4 separate regions of the Homo sapiens genome follow, and regions 1, 2 and 4 are each linked to region 3. A link is a loop called in an ENCODE intact Hi-C map of the cell type or tissue named here. Cell type or tissue: PC-3. All regions are shown on one strand.

Region 1 (5,000 bases), 280 kb after region 3:
GTGGCCTGACCTGGATTTGAGTCCCCTACAGCCTTCTTCCCTTCTTGGCTTTTGAGCTCTTATCCTCTTGGTTTGAAATTTGCCCTCCCTTTATCTCCATCCAGGCCAAAGTAGAGAAAAAAACAGAGGCAGCTGCTACAACCCGAAAGCCTGAATCTAATGCAGTCACTAAAACAGCCGGCCCAATTGCAAGTGCACAGAAACAACCTGCGGGGAAAGTGAGTTTTATTTAGACCCACCTCTGCAAGGTGAAGATGGTAAAATACTTCTTCCAGCCTGAGCCACATGCCCTCTCTTGCACTTTTTCCCTTTCCCTAACTAGTTTCTACTTCTTCTCCCCTATATTCCCTTCTCTGTGCTTGATGACTCGGCCATCAGAAAATTTTTTGTATTAACCTTGAAAGTTAATAGAGTTGGGAGCCCATTAGCCCTTTGGAGAATACATATGTGTATAATTTTTGGCTGGATAAAATGGATCCAAAGACTTTCATTCATTTCCTTCACACTGACCTTGATGTGAAACCTACCTGGTATGGATGCAAATACAGTGCACCCACATTCGTTATCAAGAAGACATGGCAGGGGTAATTTCCACCACCTGGAACCCTGGAGCCCCTGTGCTTTACCTTGAAGTAGAAGATCCCTCTCATAACGCTGCTGGGTATGGAGATAACTTCATTTGTCCTGGTTCCCCGGGTCACCTCTTAACTGAAAGTTAGGATGCTCATTCCCAATGGAAACCCACTTAGTATAGGTATGCAGCATCAACTGGAGGGCAGAGGTAAGCTGAAACCACAGGTTCTTTCCCCTTGCCTCTGTAAACCTGGAAACCAGGCCCCTCCTGAGTGCTTGCAACACCTACCTTCCTTAGCTGTAGCAGGTAGGTGTGCCTCTGCCAGAGAAGCCCGCACTCCAGCCCTTAGGGACCAGCATGGGAAGTCTCAGCCTAGGGCATTCCTACAGTGAAGAAAGCTGCACCGTGGCTTCTGGGTGACTACTAGAGGTCCTAGGTTCAGACCAAGGCTCATTAAGTAGTTTGCTAACCACTTGGTTACCATCAAAGTTGTGAAAAAGGCTAGAAATGAGTAGGTACAATGAGGTATATGGGTTGGAGTTTCTCAGGATTTCTGTACTCTGTGGAGAACTCTTCAGCCTGGGACCTGCATCATTTGCAAAGAAAGGAAGTTGGCAACTATTCCTTCTTGAGAAGGTCCTAGGATTCTTTGTTCCAGACTCTTAGAGCCAGGGCCTTGGTGTTTCTCAGTTCCAGGGGAAGCCATTCCCGTACTATACAGTGTGGTTGTGCCCCCAGGATTGGGCGTCCTTGCTGCCCTGCTTAGAGCCTGTTCTTTCCGCATGGGCATCTCACAGGGCAGAGGATTAGGCATATGGAGGATTCAAGAAGGTATTTTACCCTTGAGTCAAAAATACTATGCCTTCTCGAGCCCTGAGACAAATGGGCTAAGTGTGGAGGCTGTAGCCGCTCCCCTGGTGTTGGAGATTCTGTATCCATTTGTATGCACATCTGAGCACTGGCCCCTCCTTCCTGTTAGTATCATCCGTGCCCTTGTTGCCAGCTGCCCAGTGCTTCTCAGAGCAGCCTTTGCTTCTGAGAGTGGGTCTGGCTGCAGCCATTCCAGGGCCCAGATTTAAGGGAAGCACCCTCTTTGGGTGAGAACAGGTCCACATGATAAGACTTGCAGAGAAGAGCCAAGGACACTGTGCCCAGCTCTTGAGGAGGGAGCAGAGCAAGGAGGTAGGGCTGTGCCTGGTTGGGCATCAGGTTAGGCTGCTGCCTGGGCCTTGTGAACCACAACCCCGCCCCCAAAGGAGCGGTGATGACCAACATGCAGTGCCTGCGCAGCTCTGCTCCTGTCGTTGTGTTGTCTGTTCACGTTTTTCACTCCCCTTCTTGCTCTTTCACATTTCTTTTCCTGTGCTTTTCCACATCTGTTCTGTAGAAGGTGGGGGTGGAGGTTTAACAACACTTTTTGTTGGTCATTGTGATCACGTGTGGACTCACTGCCTTCCCTGTGTCGGTTCTAACCAGTCCTCTCCCTTTGTGTTGTTTTTTCTATTTTCTAACACTCCAGGTCCAGATAGTCTCCAAAAAAGTGAGCTACAGCCATATTCAGTCCAAGTGTGGTTCCAAGGACAATATTAAGCATGTCCCTGGAGGTGGTAATGTAAGTATAAGCTCTGGTTAGCTGGCATCTGAGATATAGCCCACTGTGGGGTATACTAGGGAGAGAGCCAGGTGCCCATGTAGATAGAATCCCAGTGACCTGAGCTGTAGCGTTCTGTAAGAAGCAGACTAGCAAAGTGAGGGGACCTTGATGCTCCCATGTTAGACAGGGTGTTTCTGGTGAGCCCCTAAACACCAGCATGGTGATATCCACTCAGTATCTTTTTACCCATATGGGTGGGAGGCTTTGGATTTTTCTCCAGCTATGTCAGAGCCTGGGTCTGAGCACAGTGGTCAGCAGCAGACCTGTTGCCTGTCTGGAGTCCGTTCCTGGGATGTGTATGTCGGTCTGCATGCCCTTGAATTACCGTGGAAGTAACTTCTCTGAGACAGATGTCTGGATGGATCTTTCCAGAGCTCATCTTTGAATCCTTGTTATTATAAAATAAGAATTAATCAACATTTTCTTCCTATCCCTTCCCCACGTTTTTTTGAGATGAAGTCTCACTTTGTTGCCCAAGCTAGAGTGCAGTGGTGTGATCTCAGCTCACTGCAACCACCACCTCCCAGGTTCAAGCTATTCTCCTGCCTCAGCCTCCCGAGTAGCCGGGACTGCAGGTACTCGCCACCATGCCCGGCTAATTTTTGTATTTTTAGTAGAGACGGGATTTCACTATGTTGGCCAGGCTGGTCTTGAACTCCTGACCTCATGATCCACCCACTTTGGCCTGCCAAAGTGCTGGGATTACAGGCATGAAACACTGCGCCCGGCCCTCCCATTTCCCTTTCTGCTCTCCTTTTTTTTGTCCATTTTCTAATCCCTTCCTCCTTTTTCTTCCCCTCCTTTTTTAGTCCCTTTTCCTGTTTTTTTGTTTGTTTGTTTGTTTGTTTGTTTGTTTTGTTTTTGTTTTGATACAGAGTTCACTCTGTTGCCCAGGCTGGCGTGCAGTGGTGTGATCTCAGCTCACTGCAACCTCCACCTACCAGGGTCAGTCAATTCTCCTGCCTCAGCCTCCCAAGTAGCTGGGGCTACAGGCATGCGCCACCACGCCCAGCTAATTTTTGTATTTTTAGTAGAGACGGGGTTTCATCATGCTGGCCAGGCTGGCCTTGAACTCCTGACCTTGTGATCTGCCCGCCTTGGCCTCCCAAAGTGCTGGGATTACAGGTGTGAGCCACTGCGCCCAGACTTTCCCTCCTTATCTTTTTGTCCTCTTTCCTCTTCCACCCAAACATCCTTCTTTTTGTCTTGCTGCCATTGTGTGCCAGCTCTATGATGTGTATTAGGGACACAGGTGATCCCAGCTCACAGGGAGGTTCTGGTCTAGGGAGAGACAGGGCGAAGTCTTACTATCGTCGAGTGTGTGAAGAACACCCTGTGTGCTTTCCGCTTGTCACTGTGACAGTGCCTAGAAAAGTGGTACTCTGTGGAGTTGTGCCAGAGGCACCAGAAGCCGCCATGTACAGCCCCTGCCCTCACCGCTCCCTTCCAGGCCAAGTGAGACAGCCTGTCTTGCCTCCGTTTCTTTTGAGTTCATTCGGTTCTTTCTCCTTACTGTCCTGAACCGGACTAGGTCCTGCTCCACTTACCCTTATCATTTTTAGACTCTGTTAACACTCCTGCCTCCTCCTTGGTGATCATGACATCCTGCCCATGGCCTACAGATACCCCCAGCAGTTGTATCATGAGGAATGCGGCCATGAGCTTTCATTCTTGCCCCACACAACTCCTTCCTGCCCCTCCTTCCTGGTCATCTTCTCACCACTGCCTCTTCCTGGCCTGGGTAGAAATGGCATCCTTTACACTCGGGTGGAATTGCTTGACCAGACTAATTAGTCAGCCTGGAATAGGATCAGCTGAAGTGAGGTGACAAAGATCCAGCCCACGAGGGGCCCAGGCAGCTGCTGAGCCTGGCTTTGTCCTGGATGAAAACAGAAGGTGAACAGGGGTTCTGAGGGAACTGGGTCACTTGTGTAGGTGAGACATAGAGATATATTTGTGTGTGTTGTGTGGTGCATATAAGAGCTCTGAAAATAGTCATCATTAATGTATCACCTGCTGTGATCTTTCCACACTGCCTACACATGACCTCACATGTGTAGGGTTTTTTGTTTTGTTTTGTTGTTTTGAGGGTGAATGTATTTTTAAAGCCTTTTCACTTTAGGAGGCTTCCTTAAACAGAGAATTAGGGAGACTACTGTGAGCCATCTTTCCTGGTGGGAAGATGAGGATAAACAACAGCTGACCACAGCTGGACCCAGGTGCTTTGTTTCCTTCCATAATCTCTGTCAGTCCCTCCCTAAAGCCACCACAAGGAAATGTGCAGTTTAAAATGATGAGCCCCCCAGCTGGGCACCATAGTAAGACCCCCGTCTCTACAAAAAAAAGTCTTGCTCTGTCGCCCAGCCTGGAGTGCAGTGGCGTAATCTCGGCTCACTGCAACCTCTGCCTCCCAGGTTCAAGCGATTCTCCTTCGTCAGCTTCCCGAGTAGCTGGGATTACAGGCACCTGCCACCATGCCTAGCTAATTTTTGTATTTTATGTTATGTTATGTTATTATTTTATTTTTGAGACGGAGTCTCGATCTGTCACCAAGGCTGGAGTGCAGTGGTGCGATCTCGGCTCACTGCAAGCTCCGCCTCCCGGATTGATGCTATTCTCCTGCTTCAGCCTCCCGAGTAGCTGGGACTACAGGCGCCCGCCACAATGCCCAGCTAATTTTTTATATTTTTTAGTAGAGACGGGGTTTCACCATGTTAGCCAGAATGGTCTCCATCTCCTGACCTCATGATCCGCCCGCCTCGGCCTCCCAAA
Region 2 (5,000 bases), 300 kb after region 3:
GTCCTTTTATTTTTTTCTAATAACCTAAAAACTGGCAAAATAGTTCTGCAGGTTGAAGCCATGTCTACATGAAAGTCCTCAGTAAGTGTTAGAGGGAACAGGGCGGAGATATCCTTATGCCACCCCCGCTGGAGGATGTGGGCAGCTTAGGGCCCTGGAGGCGGTGCGGCAGGGAAGAGGGGTGCAGAGGCTGTGGCTGGTGAGCCGGTCAGGCACACAAGGGGCCCTTGGAGCGTGGACTGGTTGGTTTTGCCATTTTGTTGTGTGTATGCTGCTTTTCTTTTCTAACCAAGAGGCTGGTTTTGGCATCTCTGTCCCATTCCCTGGGATCTGGTGGTCAGCCCTAGGATAAAAAGCCAGGGCTGGAGAACAAGAAAGGGCCAGGAGATGGAATTCCTTCAGGCCGGCACCCACACCCTAGGACATGTAAGCCCTCATGTCCAAGGGAGCCTCATGCAGATAGTAGGAAATCAGGTCTGGAAATTTAAAAATAAAAGGCATGAGACTAAGGCTATCTGCTTCCCTTATGCCCTGACTGGAGAGGGGAGGGAGGAGAGGCAAGGCCCACAGAGGGCATCCCAGCTAGGCCTTGGGATGGCTGCAGTGAGGAGAAATCCCGGGAACTGTATTGACACAAAGATTCTTATTGCACTTGTATTTTTTGTATTAAAGTTTGCATGGTTTCTAATAAAGGATTCAAACATAAGTTTGTAGTGAAATGGCCTGGGAGATTCCAAGGGCTTCTCTGGAGGGGGATTGGCTGCAGTGTAGATTTGCCTCTGAGGAGGCTGCCCCAGACTTGGCCTCCTCATGCCCCCTCCTGACCTCTGCCCTTCTCTGGTCCTGGCATCCCTGGAGAAGGTAGGGGTCTTGACCTAAGTTTAGATTTGATCTCCATGTGCAGGGAGGCTGTCCTGGGCCTGACAGGTCCTCCCCCTTTCTGAGGTAGCAGTGCCTTGTGGAGGTTTGACACCATGTCCCTAGCTCCCCAAGCACACACCAGGAAACTGCAGGGGCTCACGGAGGAAGTGCTGCCTGGGCCAGGGGGACCAGCTTTCCTCCGTAGAGACCATGTGCAGAACACTTCTGCTGTGCCAAGAACATGAGGGAGCCAGTGTTTTGTCAGCAGGAAGAAAGGGCCTGCTGGGATGAAAGTGGGAAGGAAACAGGGTTGCGTAGTCAGGAGACACCTCAGGGGCAACAGCACAGGCCCAGAGTACCTGCTGCCTCCACTGCGTCTGTCCTGGGGTCATGAGGATGCTGAGGTTGACGACAGGTTCCAGGTCCTTTCACTCCTTTGGCCAAAGGTTGGGGGTAGGTGGCCCAAGTGGCGTGCTCTCTAGGTAGACAACAGGAGTGGTCAGAGTTCCCTCAAAGGATCCTCCACTCCAGAGCACCTGAGAAGGCCGGGACCAGAGGCCCTGTGTGATGTGTACTCCGCAGCTGTTTGGGGTGGGACATTTCTGTACTTCTCGATTTGCTTATGGCTCAGCCATTACCTGTGTCAGTCCATGATTCTGTTGTAACAGTTTTAAGAGTAAATAAATAAAGCTGCCTGATGTCCCATCACGCAGGCTTCGTGCTTCTGTCTCGTTTTGCATCTACCACCTCCCTGGATCTTCCTGCCCTCAGCTCAGCCCCTCAGCTGTGAACTTGTGGATGTGGACACGGGAAGGACCACTGTGCCACATAGCCCTGCGCCTTGGCTACCTGTGGAACTCTCCCCTAGTCTGCCTGATAAAGGGCTACTTGACACTTACTTGCTTACTTACTGTCCAAAACTACAAGGACAGTGACAGTTCTGACAGGCTTCCTGTGGTGGGTACCGAGAGCAGCAGCTGTGCCAGGGGACTGGGGTGGTTAACAGCACCGCTGCTTCATGCTCTTTCTTGGTGAAGGGAGGAGGTTCCAACCCCCTTCTCTCTTAAAAGACTTGGGGCCACAGCCAGCCCGTTCCCCAGCAATAAGCATCTCACTCTCTTCTCTACCTACCTTCCTCCTTCCTCTTTGGGGAACCGTGGCCCAGTGTATGGAGGCCCTGAGAGAGGAGCCCCTAGTGGACAGCAGTGGTCACAAGGGATAAATAGAACTTTATTTTAAATAAACATTTGCACTCTGTACACAGCCCCAGCAGAAGCAGGGCTCAGTCGTCAGCTGTCTTGCGCACATCAAAGCTGCCACAGGGTCCTCGCAGCAGCTCTGCCAGTAGCGCAAGCAGCTGCCCGTGCTCCTCCTGTACGCTGGGGGGAAGTGCAGCCAGCTCGCTGCGCAGGCTCCGCTCCACCATGCGGCCCAGGGCCCGCCGCAGCTCCTTCAGCAGCCGCACGGTACGCGAGTCACCCTCCAGCCGCAGCAGGTCACTGTCGCTCAGTGAGATGGTGGCCCGGCGCCCGTCATCTGAGGGAATGGAAAAGATGGTGGGGAACTGTGGTGAGGCCAGGCCCCGGAGGAGCAGCTGCAGAGCGGGGTGGGCGGGAGGCCTGCAGGCACCCACCACGGATGTGCACGTCCCCGTCGGTCAGCAGCAGCACAGCTAGCGGGTGCACCTGAGAGGAGTCCCGGACGAAGACGCTGCCATTGGACTTGACTGCCATGAAATACGTCAGCCATCGGCTCCGTAACCGTGTGGCCTCCCTAGGGAACACAGGGCTGGTGAGGCCACCCTTTTGGACCATCCCAGCTGCCCCATCCAGGCCTGCATGCCCTCACCTGTTAATGGTCGACTTGTGCAGCAGGATGTTGCCTGATTTGGTCCTATATGTGACGCTGTTGGGCTTGAACTTCCCCTGCCGGGTGACCTTGCCCTGCCTCACCTGCAGGGATGGAGGAAAAGACGGGTGGGGCTGAGCAAGGAGCTGCAGACAGGGAAGGAGGCTGGGACCTGGTGAACTCCATTCCCTCCCAGAGGCAGCACCTGGATGAGGTTGGGGTAGAGGCCGGCCATCAGCACGCCCTTCACCAGCTCCTCCTCCTCACTGTACTCGTTGCACTGGGCGGAGGCCAGGGTGCAGTCCGAGGGCTTCCCCACCAGGAAGGCCTCATAAATGTTCTCTGAGAACTGCTTGATGAGTCCTAGGGAGACAGAATGTGTGGTGGACCTACAGCCCCTAGCCACAGGCTGGAGGTGACAGAAACTCAGTGGGGGTGGGAGGGGCTCAGGAGAGCAGGTGTGGGCCCGACTGACCGTGGATGAAGCGCAGGCTGGGTGCGTACAGCAGGTTTTCCTCCAGGTAATTCTCCCGGGAGCTGCGGTCCTGCCAACGCAGCACCTCCTCCCAGCCGGCGACAGCCCGCACAAAGGCCAGGTGGTCACTGCCGCTGTCATGGCTCAACAGTGCTTTCACCTGGGAGGGGAGAAGAGGGCAGCCGGATCACAGGCAGGGGCTAGACAACGCCCCCTCAGAACAGCAGTGGGTGGACGGCTCCAGGAAGGAGCCAGGACTGACCTTGTCCACCTCTGCCCGGTTCTGTAGGCTGCTGCTGAAGGGGTCCCGGGTGAGGCAGGAAACGACCACCAGTAGTGGGTGCAGGCAACGGAAGATGGCAGCCAACACAATGGCCTTGGCCAACCGGGGGTCGGTGGAGATGTGAGCCAGGCGCTGCCCCAGGGTAGTCAGGTACTCCCGCTGGTCCAGCACCCCTGCAACGGCTCAGCTGTCAGTACCACCCTCGAGAGCCACTCCCCAGCCCAGCCCAGCCCAGCCCCTACATACCGATCTCCTGGAGCAAGATCACAGCCTCGTCCACTGCCTTGATGTTTGGACTGTCCACAGCCTTGGACAGGAACTCCACCGCCTATGACAGAGCCAGAGCCCGCCATGAGCCTGCCTCCCACCTGCCTGGTCCCCAGGCCAGCCCCTGCCCCGCCCCGCCGCACCGTCTTCTCAGGCATGTGGATTTTCGCTTGCAGCACCAGGTTCTCAAGAGGTGTGCGCAGGATCTCTGGCACTTGGAAAGGGACCATTTTCTCCAGCCGGCTTCGAGGGAACAAGTGGTAGGCAAAGCCGGACTGGCAGCGGCCCGCCCGGCCCCGGCGCTGGATCACATTGGCTCTTGATACCCACACTGTCTCCAGGCAGGACACCTGGAGGAGGTGGCAAGTAAGCAGCACACAAATGCCACTTCCTCAGTGCTTCCCCACTCCCTGAGTAACCCTCACCAGCCCCCTACATCAGGAACACTGAGACCCCACAAGCGCGGCCTTCTGAAGACACACAAAGCAGGTCTAAGGTAGATCTGGGCTGGGGACCACCTCAAAACGGAGTCCCTCCCCCAGTGGTTGGCCGGGCCCAGGAGGTAGGTGCCACCTTGGTCTTCAGGTCATAGCGTTCTTCCTTGTGCAGCCCACTGTCCACCACATGCACGATGTCATTGATTGTGATGGAAGTCTCAGCAATGTTGGTGGCCAAGACAATCTTGCGCACCCCAACTGGAGGCTGCTGGAATATGGCCTTCTGATCCATCATGGGGATGTTGGAGTGCACTGGTGGGCAAGACACACACCAGTTATGGGCACTGCTTCCACCAGAATTCCCCCCTGGAATGTGGGCAGGGCAAGGATTTTGACCCCATTTTGATGAAACAGGCGCAGATAAACACTATGCCCAGTGAAAAGTGCCACAGCTTGGTCAGAAACCGGGGCCCCTGGAGTCCCAGTTGGGTCAGTCCCTAGGACAGAGGTCAGGCTGGTTTCCAAAGGTCCCTGGTCCCTCCGCCGGGGCTCTCACCTGGCAGGATGAGGTACTTGCTCTCGTGCATGCCCAGGGCCTCCTGGAGGCGCTGCTGCACTCCTTTGATCTCCTGCCACCCAGGCAGGAAGCACAGGATCCCACCTGTAAAGGAGCCCTGGGGCATGAGCCAGCTGTTGCTGCAAACGTGGCCAGGGCTAGCATGGGACAGATGGGGAGGCACCCACCTGGTTCCCCGCGAGCATCGATGTGCAGAACCAGATCAGTCACAAGGTCCAAATCGAGTGCGCATTCATCCTCAGACTGGGGTGG
Region 3 (5,000 bases):
CAGTGAACTGAGAATGCGCCGTTGCACTCCAGCCTGGGCAACAAGAGTGAAACTCTGTCTCAAAAAAAAAGAAATACACAAGGAAAGGAAATATTGAAAAAGCCTAAGTTGAAATTTATAAAATTACTGGCCTGCATATTTTATAAATATCAGTGTCATACATGACCAAAGAGAGGCCCAGGAACCGTTCCAGATTAAAGGAGACTCAAGAGACATGACAACTAAATGAAATGTGTGATCTTGGATGGGATCCTGGACCAAACCGAAAAAGAGTACTATAAAGGACATTTTTGGAACATTTGACTACATTGAAATATGAACTTTAATTAGGTAAAATTATTATTATTATTATTATTTTGAGACACAGACTCGCTCTGTTGGCCAGGCTGGACTGCAGTGGCACGATCTTGGCTCACTGCAACCTCCGCCTCCTGTGCTCAAGCCATTCTCCTCCCTCAGCCCCCTGAGTAGCTGGGACTACAGGTACCCGCCACCACACCCAGCTAATTTTTAAATTTTTAGTAGAGATGGGGGTTTCACCATCTTGGTCAGGCTGGTCTCGAACTCCTGACCTCGTGATCCACCCACCTCGGCCTCCCAAAGTGCTGGGATTACAGGCATGAGCTACTGTGACCCACCAGGTAAAATTAGTAACTCAGTGTTAAGTTTCCTGAATTTGATAATTATACTGCAGTTATGTATGAGAACATCCTTGTTCTAAGGAAATAATACACTGAAATATTACAGGTTAAGTGTGTGTGTGTGTGTGTGTGTAAGAGAGAGAAGTAGACAGAGTCAAAGGGAAGAAAGCAAATGCAGCAAAATTTGAAAACGTTAAAATGTATGACTCTTGGCAAAGGGCATAAGGGAATTCTTTGTACTATTCTTGCAACTTTTCTGTAAGCTTTAAATTATTTCAAAAGAAAACATTTTAAAAGGGGGCTGGGCCGGGTGCAGTGGCTCATGCCTGTAATCCCAGCACTTTGGGAGGCCAGCGTGGGTGGATCACTTGAGGCCACGAGTTTGAGACCAGCCTGGGCAACATAGAAAGACGTCTTCTCTATAAAAATAAAAATTGAAATAAGTAAATTAAATAAAAAAGAGGGGCTGTCATGCTGAGCTCCTATGTGGACGGGGGGATCTGGGCAGTGACTGTCCCGATGCCTGAGTGGTCAAGTGTTGAATGTGAGGAGTGCTCCAGAGAAATATCCAGGCTGGTGACAGCAAGTTGTCACACGTATCCAAGTGGCAGTTCTACCAATGTAGAAGACAGGGAAGCAGAGAGAGAGGTTAGAGGCAGGATGCCAGGAAGCCAGGCAGGGAGGGGTAGGGAGCAGCCACAAGGAGGTCTCAGTGATAGGGTTAAGCTCGGCTGCCTGTGGTGGGACATATGTCACTGGTGACCTTGGGACACAAAGCCTGCCCACGCTAGGGTAGGGTAGGGGAAGGACAGGGAGGCGAGGCAGAAACAGCAGCAGGGGAAGACTGGGTGGCATTGGGCATGGCATTGGGCGTGCTCAGCCTCTGTGTGACTGTGACCTGGCAGCTGGGATGGGGGTGGATTACCTAGATGATTCTAAGACCTTAAGATCTTGGTCATTCTGATTTCTAAGCAATGACTCCTGGAAGTTGTGCAAAGCCCAGTCCAGAGTTCCTGCTTGCACGCTCCCAGAACAGAGGAGGCAGAGTCCCTTCCAGTGCTGGCCAGAGCAGGACAGCTCTTCCGCAGGCAAAGTCAAATCCGCACCTCCATACTGTGGCTACTTTGTATATGTTGATTCATTTTCCATTTATGTTTTCTGTTTAGTTTTTCAATATGGATGTCTTTCTTCAATATGAAGTATTTCAGACATACCCACTGTCTGGGAGTACCCACCGTCAAGGGTAAATAAAAACTTCCACCGATAGGCTTTCTTTGCCCTCTTGTTTCACTCTGCTGCCAGGCTGCCACGGGGCTTGGGGCTGTGACCACTGCAATGGCCATAGGAAGACATCAGGTGGCAGTGGTGCCCCAGGTTTGTCTCCTCAGGTATCTCGGCCTTCTAGCTCCTCTCCTCCAGAGCCAGTCAGTAACTGGGAGGAGCTGGGGGCTCTCCAGGAGCTTCCCACCCCTTCCCCTGCCCTGGCTTCCAGCTGCATTTAATGGCACTTTGCCTGCTCTGAGTACAGGAAAAGCTGTGGCTGTTCCTTGTCCAAGCCGCAGTTCCCAATGGCCTAGTTCAAGCATGTGTTTCATGCACCACAGTGCAAGGGCTCCCAAAGGGGAAAAAAGGGAAGAGGGCTGGTTTGGATTATTAGCATTTTGTATTTTTAATAAATGCATCAATGTGGTCATCATGGAAAAATGTCCGATCTTTGTGGGGTTTATTTACACTTCCTTCCTAGTTTACTTTGGGTGACGCAGGGTGGATCATAGGCCTTAACCTTCTAAAGCACAGCCTCTTTCCCCTGGCGGCTTCCTAGACTCTGATGAAGAAATAAGGCCTACTTTCTGATTCCGGTCTGCCCCTGACCAGTGGTGTGACACTGAGCAGAACACTTCACTTCTCTGGACCAGAGGTCTCAAGTATAAAGGATGAGCTTGGGCAACCTCCCCATCCTCCCCCAAGGACTCCTCACTATTCCTGTTCTTTGGGACCTCCTTACCTTTGCTGACACCTGCAGGGAATGCCTTTCTTTTTCCACAGAACTCTTTTTTCTTTTTTGGAGACAGAGTCTCACTCTTGTTGCCCAGGCTGGAGTGCAGTAGCAGGATCTCGGCTCACCACAACCTCCGCCTCCCAGGTTCAAGCGATGCTCCTGCCTCAGCCTCCTGAGTAGCTGGGATTATAGGCACCTGCCACCACTCCTGGCTAATTTTTGTATTTTTCGTAGAGACAGGGGTTTCACCATGTTGTCCAGGCTGGTCTCAAACTCCTGACCTCAGGTGATCCGCCTGCCTCAGCCTCCCAAAGTGCTGGGATTACAGGCATGAGCCACTGCTCCCAGCCTTCCACAGACTTATTCTTTTTAGGAGGGTTGGGGATGGGGAATAGGGTTTCGCTCTGAGTAGCTGGGACTATAGATGCACACCATCACACCCAGCTAATGTTTTTTTAAAATTTTTTTTGTAGAGACAAAGATCTCCCTATGTTGCCCAGACAGGTCTCAATCTCCTGGCCTCAAGTGATCCTCCCACCTCAGCCTCCCAAAGTGCCGAGATTATAGGAATGAGCCAATGCATCTGCCCTCTGATTCATTCTTGTAAACATAAATAATATAATTGTCCGGCTGGGTGCAGTGGCTCACACCTGTAATCCCGGCACTTTGGGAGGCCTAGGTGAATGGATCGCTTGAGCTCAGGAGTTCAAGACCAGCCTAGGCAACATGGCGAAAACCTGTCTCTACAAAAAAATACAAAAAATTAGCCAGGTGTGGTGGTGTGTGCCTGTAGTCCCAGTTACTCCAGAGGCTGAGGTGAGAGGATTGCTTGAGTCTGGGAGGTGGAGGTGGCAGAGAGCCGAGATTGTGCCACTGTACTACAACCTGGGTGACAGAGTGAGACCCAGTCTCGAAAATAAAAATAAAAATAAAAATAAATAAATAGGCCGGGTGCGGTGGCTCATGCCTATAATCCCAGCACTTGGGAGACCTGAGGTCAGGAGTTCGACACCAGCCTGGCCAACATAGCGAAACCCTGTCACCACTAAAAATACAAAAATTTAGCAGGGCATGCTGGCAGGTGCCTATAATCCCAGCTACTTGGGAGGCTGAGAAGGAGAATCACTTGACCCAGGAGGCGGAGGTTGCAGTGAGCGGAGTTCGCACCACGGCACTCCAGCCTAGGCAACAGAGCAAGACTCCATCTCAAAAATAAAAATAAAAATAGACCGGACGTGGTGGCTCATGCCTGTAATCCTAGCACTTTAGGAGGCCGAGGTGGGCGGATCGCCTGAGGTCAGGAGTTCGAGACCAGCCTCGCCAACATGGCAAAACCCTGTCTCCACTAAAAATACAAAAATTTAGCCAGGCGTGATGGCAGGCGCCTGTAATCCCAGCTACTCGGGAGGCTGAGGTAGGAGAATTGCTTGAACCTGGGAGGGGCAGGTTGCAGTGAGCTGAGATTGCGCCATTGCACTCCAGCCTGGGCGACAAGAGCAACACTTTGTCTCAAAAAACAAAACAAAACAAAAAAAGCCTGGCCAACACAACGAAACCCTTTCTCTACTAAAAATACAAAAACTAGCCAGGCGTGGTGGCAGGGGCCTGTAATCCCAGCTACTTGGAAGGCTGAGGCAGGAGAATCACTTGAACCTGGGAAGCAGAGGTTGCAGTGAGCTGAGATCGCGCCACTGCACTCCAGCTTGGGCGACAGAGTGAGATTCCGTATGGAAAAAAGGAATGTAAAACTCGATGGGATAAACTACAGTTTAGAATTAGATCCAACTGGGCCAGGCACGGTGGCTCACACCTGTAATCCTAGCACTTTGGGAGGCCGAGACGGGCGGATCACCTGAGGTCGGGAGTTTGAGACCAACCTGACCAACATGGAGAATCCCTGTCTCTACTAAAAATACAAAAATTAGCCGGGTTTGGTGGCACGTGCCTGTAATCCCAGCTACTCAGGAGGCTGAGGCAGGAGAATTGCTTGAACCTGGGAGGCAGAGGTTGTGGTGAGCCAAGATCACACCACTGCACTCCAGCCTGGGCAACAGGAGTGAAACTCCATCTCAAAAAAAAAAAAAAAAAAAAAAAGAATTATTAAATCCAACTGGAGAGAGAGCTAATATGCTGGAGAAATGTGGTGTTAGAAGATTATTTGGAATGGAATGAGATACATACTTATGACACTTAGGAAACCATGAAATAGGTGGAAAGAGACAGAACATCCTGAGAAAATCTAACTATATCAAATTTGAGTCCCAGAAGGAAAGAAAAGAAAGAATAGGAGAAAGGCAATTTTTGTTTTTGTTTTTGTTTTTCTGAGACGGAGTCTCACTCTATTGCCCAGGCTGGAGTGC
Region 4 (5,000 bases), 140 kb after region 3:
TGTAAGTTGGTAGTTGATTCCTGTAGACATCCTTGCTAAAGATTTATTTTTAAGTAAAATATCATTTTGCTTGAAAGTATAAATCAAGGTTTTGTGGTTAAATAAATTAAAAACAGCACAGCTGCCAGACAAAGTTCAGCTTGATGTATAACAGGCCTCTGAAAGAAGTTCAGTAAGAAACAAATCTGGGTAATAAAGTTAATTAGTAACTAAAAACCTGCTAGGCATACTAAAAAAAAATCTGATGTTGAATATTAAATTATTATGAAGCAGGCTATACCTGTATCCATCAAGATTATAAATGATCTCCCACACTGGCGACGTGGGGTTCCTTTCAAGCCTGAGGAATGAGCACTATATTTTGGCCACAGCATTCTCACTAATGTCCTAGGATAGCAGCTTAGTGTTGGCTTTAGAATTCTCTGTCATTTAAATGTCATGCAAAAACAAACGTATAAAAGAAAACATTAACCCAGATATCTTTATGGTTCCTTGTCTTGTCCATAACCGCCCCCGCCCCCACCCACCCAAAAAGGACAGGCTATCAGTTATAGAGAAAATATAAGTGAGCATTATAAGCAGTATCCTACCTTTAGTAATAATTATTTAAAGTTTATTAAATGGGTTGTTTGGAACTCAAAATGATTTGCCTCAAAGTAGCCTAGGTCACTGAGAAGAAAGTTTATTTCTTTCTGCTGAAACTGACAGGAGGCGATATTTTGAAAGATAGCAAGCTTGTCTTTGGCATGGTATTAACTCCCTTTCTTTTGCCTCCTAGGGCTCCTGGGCCTGTATACCCTTTCCCTACTTTGATACCATATCTATATCTGCTTTATTCCCTGAAAGTTCCCATGTTGCCATAATATTTTTCTTCCTTTTTCACACCAGAACCAAGAACTCAGACATCTTCAATAGAACCATCTCTGGGATGAACAATGGTCTTTCCAGGGATGTACATTTTCTTACCCACTTTTAAATTAAGAAATAGGATTCTATACTTTTAAAAAGAGAATGCTGGCTACTGCAAATGAATGTCGGTAGAAATTTGGCTAATGTGACACAGTAAAATGAAGGTTTCCTAACACAGTGGTTAGGAAAAGTGAGTATGATGGTGGGAATCAGGCTTCTGTTCTTGCTTTTTTTTTTTGAGTCAGGGTTTCACTCTGTTGCCCACGCCGGAGTGCAGTGGTGCAATAGTGGCTCACTGCAGCCTCAACCTCCTGGGCTCAATCAGTCCTCCCACCTCAGCCTCCTGAGTAGCAGGGACTACAGGCATGTGCCACCATGCCTGGCTAATTTTTACATGTTTTTGTAGAGATGGGGTTTTGCCATTTTGCCCAAGCTCTGTTCTAGCTTTTCATGAGTTTTTTCCCTGCATTTTAGCTCCCATAGTAGCACCTTTCAAGGGGTGAATAGAAGAGGACAGAGACAGCAACAGGCCATTGGTAAACCAGATTGCCAATTTCTCATCAGACAGAATGAGCACAGACCCCGAGTGAGTGGCTCTAGATGCGAATGACCTAAAATTTTCAGGAGGACTTCATGGAGCTTAAAAGGTTCTTCAGAACTTCTGTGTAATTAAGTTAGATATTAACACTGTTTAATCTGTATAGACCTGTAAAATATTTTTAGTACAGTAATTAATTCCAGAGTTTGTGAACTATCCAAAGTAAAGCATACAACAAAGTACTGTGGCCTCATCATATATCCTTATTTCCTGTTTATGAGCACCTAGCTCTTAATAGTGAGATTGTAGTCAAGAGAGTATTTTATCATCATGCCATGTAGTTGCCTCTTGCCTTAGTTTACCTATTTTAAAAAACCCGGCTCACTAATAGTTTCACTTCAGGCATGTCATCAGAATGAAAGATCAGATATACAAAGTGCTGTGCTTGAAAACTGTGTGTTCCCTTAGTGCCTGGTTAGATAATACAGGGCTTATTTTCTGGCAGAGTGGTGTTGAGTCTCCTTTGATGTTAGCCAGAACTGGGTGGAGTTTCTTAAGCTCCAGTCAGATTGGCTCAAGCAGGGCACCATGCAGTGGTGAATTTGTTTTCAGTCCCTCCCTTTGCCAAAAAGCTTTTTTTTTTTTTTTTAATAAACCTCAACCCAATTATAAATGAGAATACTTGATATATGAAATAATATGAAATGATAGTTGTTCATATTCACACTGAGGGTCTTAGGGGGTTTATTTATAGCTAACTGAAATGATGCAGCTGAATTACAAGTAGCTGATAGAATAATCAACCTCAGTAAACATTTAACATAACACTCTCATTTTACAGATTAGAGAACTCAGCCCTGAAAGGTGACTCATTCAAGGCCACAGTGAGTGTCAGATTAAACTGGTGCTTCAGTAAAGCATACAGACTTCTGTACCCAGCTTTCAAATTCTCTTGACTCTTACTCACAAATCTATTTAAAGTTAACTTTATTATCTGTATGGATAGAAGAGGAATAGTATAAATGGTCAATTGGTCAGTGAGAGGTTTTTTTTTTAGAGTAAATGCTTCTCATTCACAAGGGTTCATTTTTTGATCCTCCTGAACATCCAGATTTGAAAATAATAGTGTCATATCCTTTTATCCATAAAATATGTAACTAAGCATTTAAGGCATAACCGAATAGTAAGTAACTTCAAGTGATTCTGTGTGAGATGAAATTCATACATGAATTTATTAAAATTAATTTTGGAATACTTGAACCAGTTTAACATCTATAGAGCATTTAAAGAGTGTATTGTACTTATACATGTTTCAGAATAAAATAACTATAAAATTGGATAATCGCTTTAATTTATTGAAAACTGGGGATTTCTGGGAAAAAAAAAACAACAGTACTTTAACTTGAAAGATGACACTAGCATTACCTTTCTAGGATCATTTTCCATAAGGGGGTGTGTGTGTGTATTTTAAAATCATATTCTATTTATGTGGTGACAAGTAAAGAATAGCTTAACTGTTGATGAAATACAGATGCTAAGTGGCTAGCTAGATGTGCTCATAGCTTCATGACCTTCCCACTTTCCAATTGTATAATTTTCTATCAGTTTTACCCTCTTAGGCTGAATTTCAGCTACTGTTCATATTCCATGAACCACATGCAGCCCAGGAAGTCATCTGAGAGTGTGTGGCTGGGGGCGGGGTGGGGGTGCTGAGGGTTGGATAGGGGAAAGATTACAATGGATAAAAGCTGCCCTTTGATAATCTGCATTCTGATAAATGATATTTAAAATGTATTGGTGTTTTTGACTGTATTTTTACCCTGTGCCTTAAATGAGGAAAAGATTTGAGTAGATTGCATCTTATGTCATTATGTATTTCTGGGGAAAATTAAATTTTGGATTTTTATGGTATGTTGTTAAGGATGGCACAGATGTCCTTTTAAGTTCTCTTTGACCATGAAACTGATGCAGGATTTTTGCTCCTTAGCTCAACTAGGTCCAGGTTCTTATCTCAGGAGCGGAAGAATTAGGCACGTGGACATCAAAGAGTGAGTGGAGTAGAATCTATTAATCGAAAGGAAAGCTCTTAGCAAAAAGAGAGAACATGGTAGGTGGTTCTACTACCTGAAGACAGGAAAGTTCCGTAATATGGCTGAGCCTGGGGCTCTTTATTGGTTCAGAATGGGAGTGTGTGGTCATTGGTTTGTGAGTATGCAAAAAAGGTCAAAGCGAAGACACCACTCCAAGGTGGGCAGGACAGTGTAGAAAACCAATTAGGAAAGGGTAGGTACAGGTTAAATAGGTGAAGGATGGGGATCAATCATGCCAAACGGGAAGGCAGGTTCTTAATCCGATCTCAGGATTTACCCAGGACAGTTTCCGGATTAAAGTTCGGGTTTCACTGAGGACCCGCCCCTGTCTGCCTAGACATTTGTTTGCCTCTTGCCTCTATCAAAACTAGTTACAGACGTCCTTTTTAGTTTTTGGTTCATAACAGCTCCCAAAGGATAACTACTAATAATAGTTGTCAGAGATAGAATAGGGAAATGGCATAACCGAATAGTAAAAGCAACTGAATAGTTGCTTTTCATGGAACCCTTTGACATTATAATCTGTTAGGCTTTTAAAAGCTCTTTAATGAACTCATTTCTCAGCATTTTCCCTGTCATGATCTGGAGTTACAATAATACTTTATATGTAAAGTAGGCTGGACGAGCATAGAATAGGGCTTCCCACCCACATTCGTCTGTTGTAAATGGGTCACAGGTGTGCCACTACTACTATAGGAACTTTTTTTTTTTTTTTTGAGACGGAGTCTTGCTCTGTTACGTAGGCTGGAGTGCAGTGGCGTGATCTTGGCTCACTGCAGCCTCCACCTCCTGGGTTCAAGCAATTTTCCTGCCTCAGCCTCCTGAGTAGCTGGGATTACAGGTGCATACCATCTAAATAATAAAAATCAGTGCCCAGCTAGTTATTCTGTTTTTGTATTTTTAGTAGAGATAGGGTTTTACTGTGTTGGCCAGGCTGGTCTCAATCTCCTGGCTTCAAGTGATCCACCCGCCTTGGCCTCCCAAAGTGCTGGGAGATTACAGGCTGGGATTACCAAGTCCAGTTCCTACTATAGGAACCATTGAATTCCTATTTATGGTTCCTTCAGAAAAGCTGCTAAATCCTGAATTCGGCAGTGGTTATTCAAATAGTGGAATTTATAATTCCAGTAGTGTGAGATGGCATTTGCTGTGGACAACAGCTCTGTCATGCCACAGGAGCCCCTTTGGCAGCAAAGCTATCAGTTTTTGTCACGAGCCCCACACTACTTGTTTTAGTCAGGATTCTCTTAGAGGGACAGAACTAATAGGATATATCTCCAAAGGAGAGTTTATTAAGTATTGATTTACGTGATCACAAGGTCCCACAGTAGGCTGTCTGCAAGCTGAGAAGCAAGGAGAGCCAATCCGAGTCCCCAAAATGAAGAACTTGGAGTCCGATGTTCGAGGGCAGGAAGCATCCAGCACGGGAGAAAGATATAGGCTGGGAGGCTAGGCCCATCTCT

What was found. A loop is a pair of places that touch in the nucleus more often than their neighbours do. Peaks named below come from ENCODE experiments on the same cell type or tissue, not always from the same donor. Only the 100,000 strongest peaks of a DNase experiment are listed, where the experiment ranks them.
Region 1: a loop joins it to region 3, with 5 times the contacts of the local background. A loop is called at or near these places in 11 of 110 quality-filtered maps.
Region 2: it touches region 3 in a loop (5-fold over the local background); 26 of 110 quality-filtered maps call a loop at or near these places.
Region 4: it touches region 3 in a loop (8-fold over the local background); 5 of 110 quality-filtered maps call a loop at or near these places.

Annotation. Positions count from the first base shown.
Region 1 is chr3:47,864,432-47,869,431 of GRCh38, reverse strand. MAP4 (microtubule associated protein 4) reads left to right here. Exons shown (of 21, transcript NM_001385682.1): 16 at 105-218; 17 at 2,094-2,186. Among named protein-coding and RNA genes, the nearest start is that of MIR1226, 17 kb to the right of the region's middle. In PC-3, no CTCF peak of the experiment used is centred here; no DNase peak of the experiment used is centred here.
Region 2 is chr3:47,847,264-47,852,263 of GRCh38, reverse strand. It overlaps DHX30 (DExH-box helicase 30), which reads right to left. Exons shown (of 22, transcript NM_138615.3): 12 at 4,916-4,991; 13 at 4,728-4,832; 14 at 4,308-4,483; 15 at 3,878-4,084; 16 at 3,714-3,795; 17 at 3,447-3,640; 18 at 3,185-3,344; 19 at 2,915-3,072; 20 at 2,710-2,813; 21 at 2,495-2,634; 22 at 2,071-2,397. The coding sequence ends at 2,144. It overlaps MAP4 (microtubule associated protein 4), which reads left to right. Exons shown (of 21, transcript NM_001385682.1): 21 at 1-1,569. MIR1226 (microRNA 1226) reads right to left here and starts at 2,709; the gene lies at 2,635-2,709. RefSeq lists an enhancer at 1-5 and a silencer at 4,992-5,000. In PC-3, CTCF peaks have their summits at 1,834, 2,034 and 4,762; no DNase peak of the experiment used is centred here.
Region 3 is chr3:48,148,690-48,153,689 of GRCh38, reverse strand. No RefSeq gene overlaps it. Among named protein-coding and RNA genes, the nearest start is that of CDC25A, 37 kb to the left of the region's middle. In PC-3, a CTCF peak has its summit at 1,995 (motif pointing right); DNase peaks (open chromatin) are centred at 2,009 and 2,409; H3K4me3 peaks cover 684 bases; H3K27ac peaks cover 1,896 bases.
Region 4 is chr3:48,010,806-48,015,805 of GRCh38, reverse strand. The region is part of intron 1 of MAP4 (microtubule associated protein 4); the gene reads left to right. Among named protein-coding and RNA genes, the nearest start is that of MAP4, 3.1 kb to the left of the region's middle. In PC-3, no CTCF peak of the experiment used is centred here; a DNase peak (open chromatin) is centred at 2,325.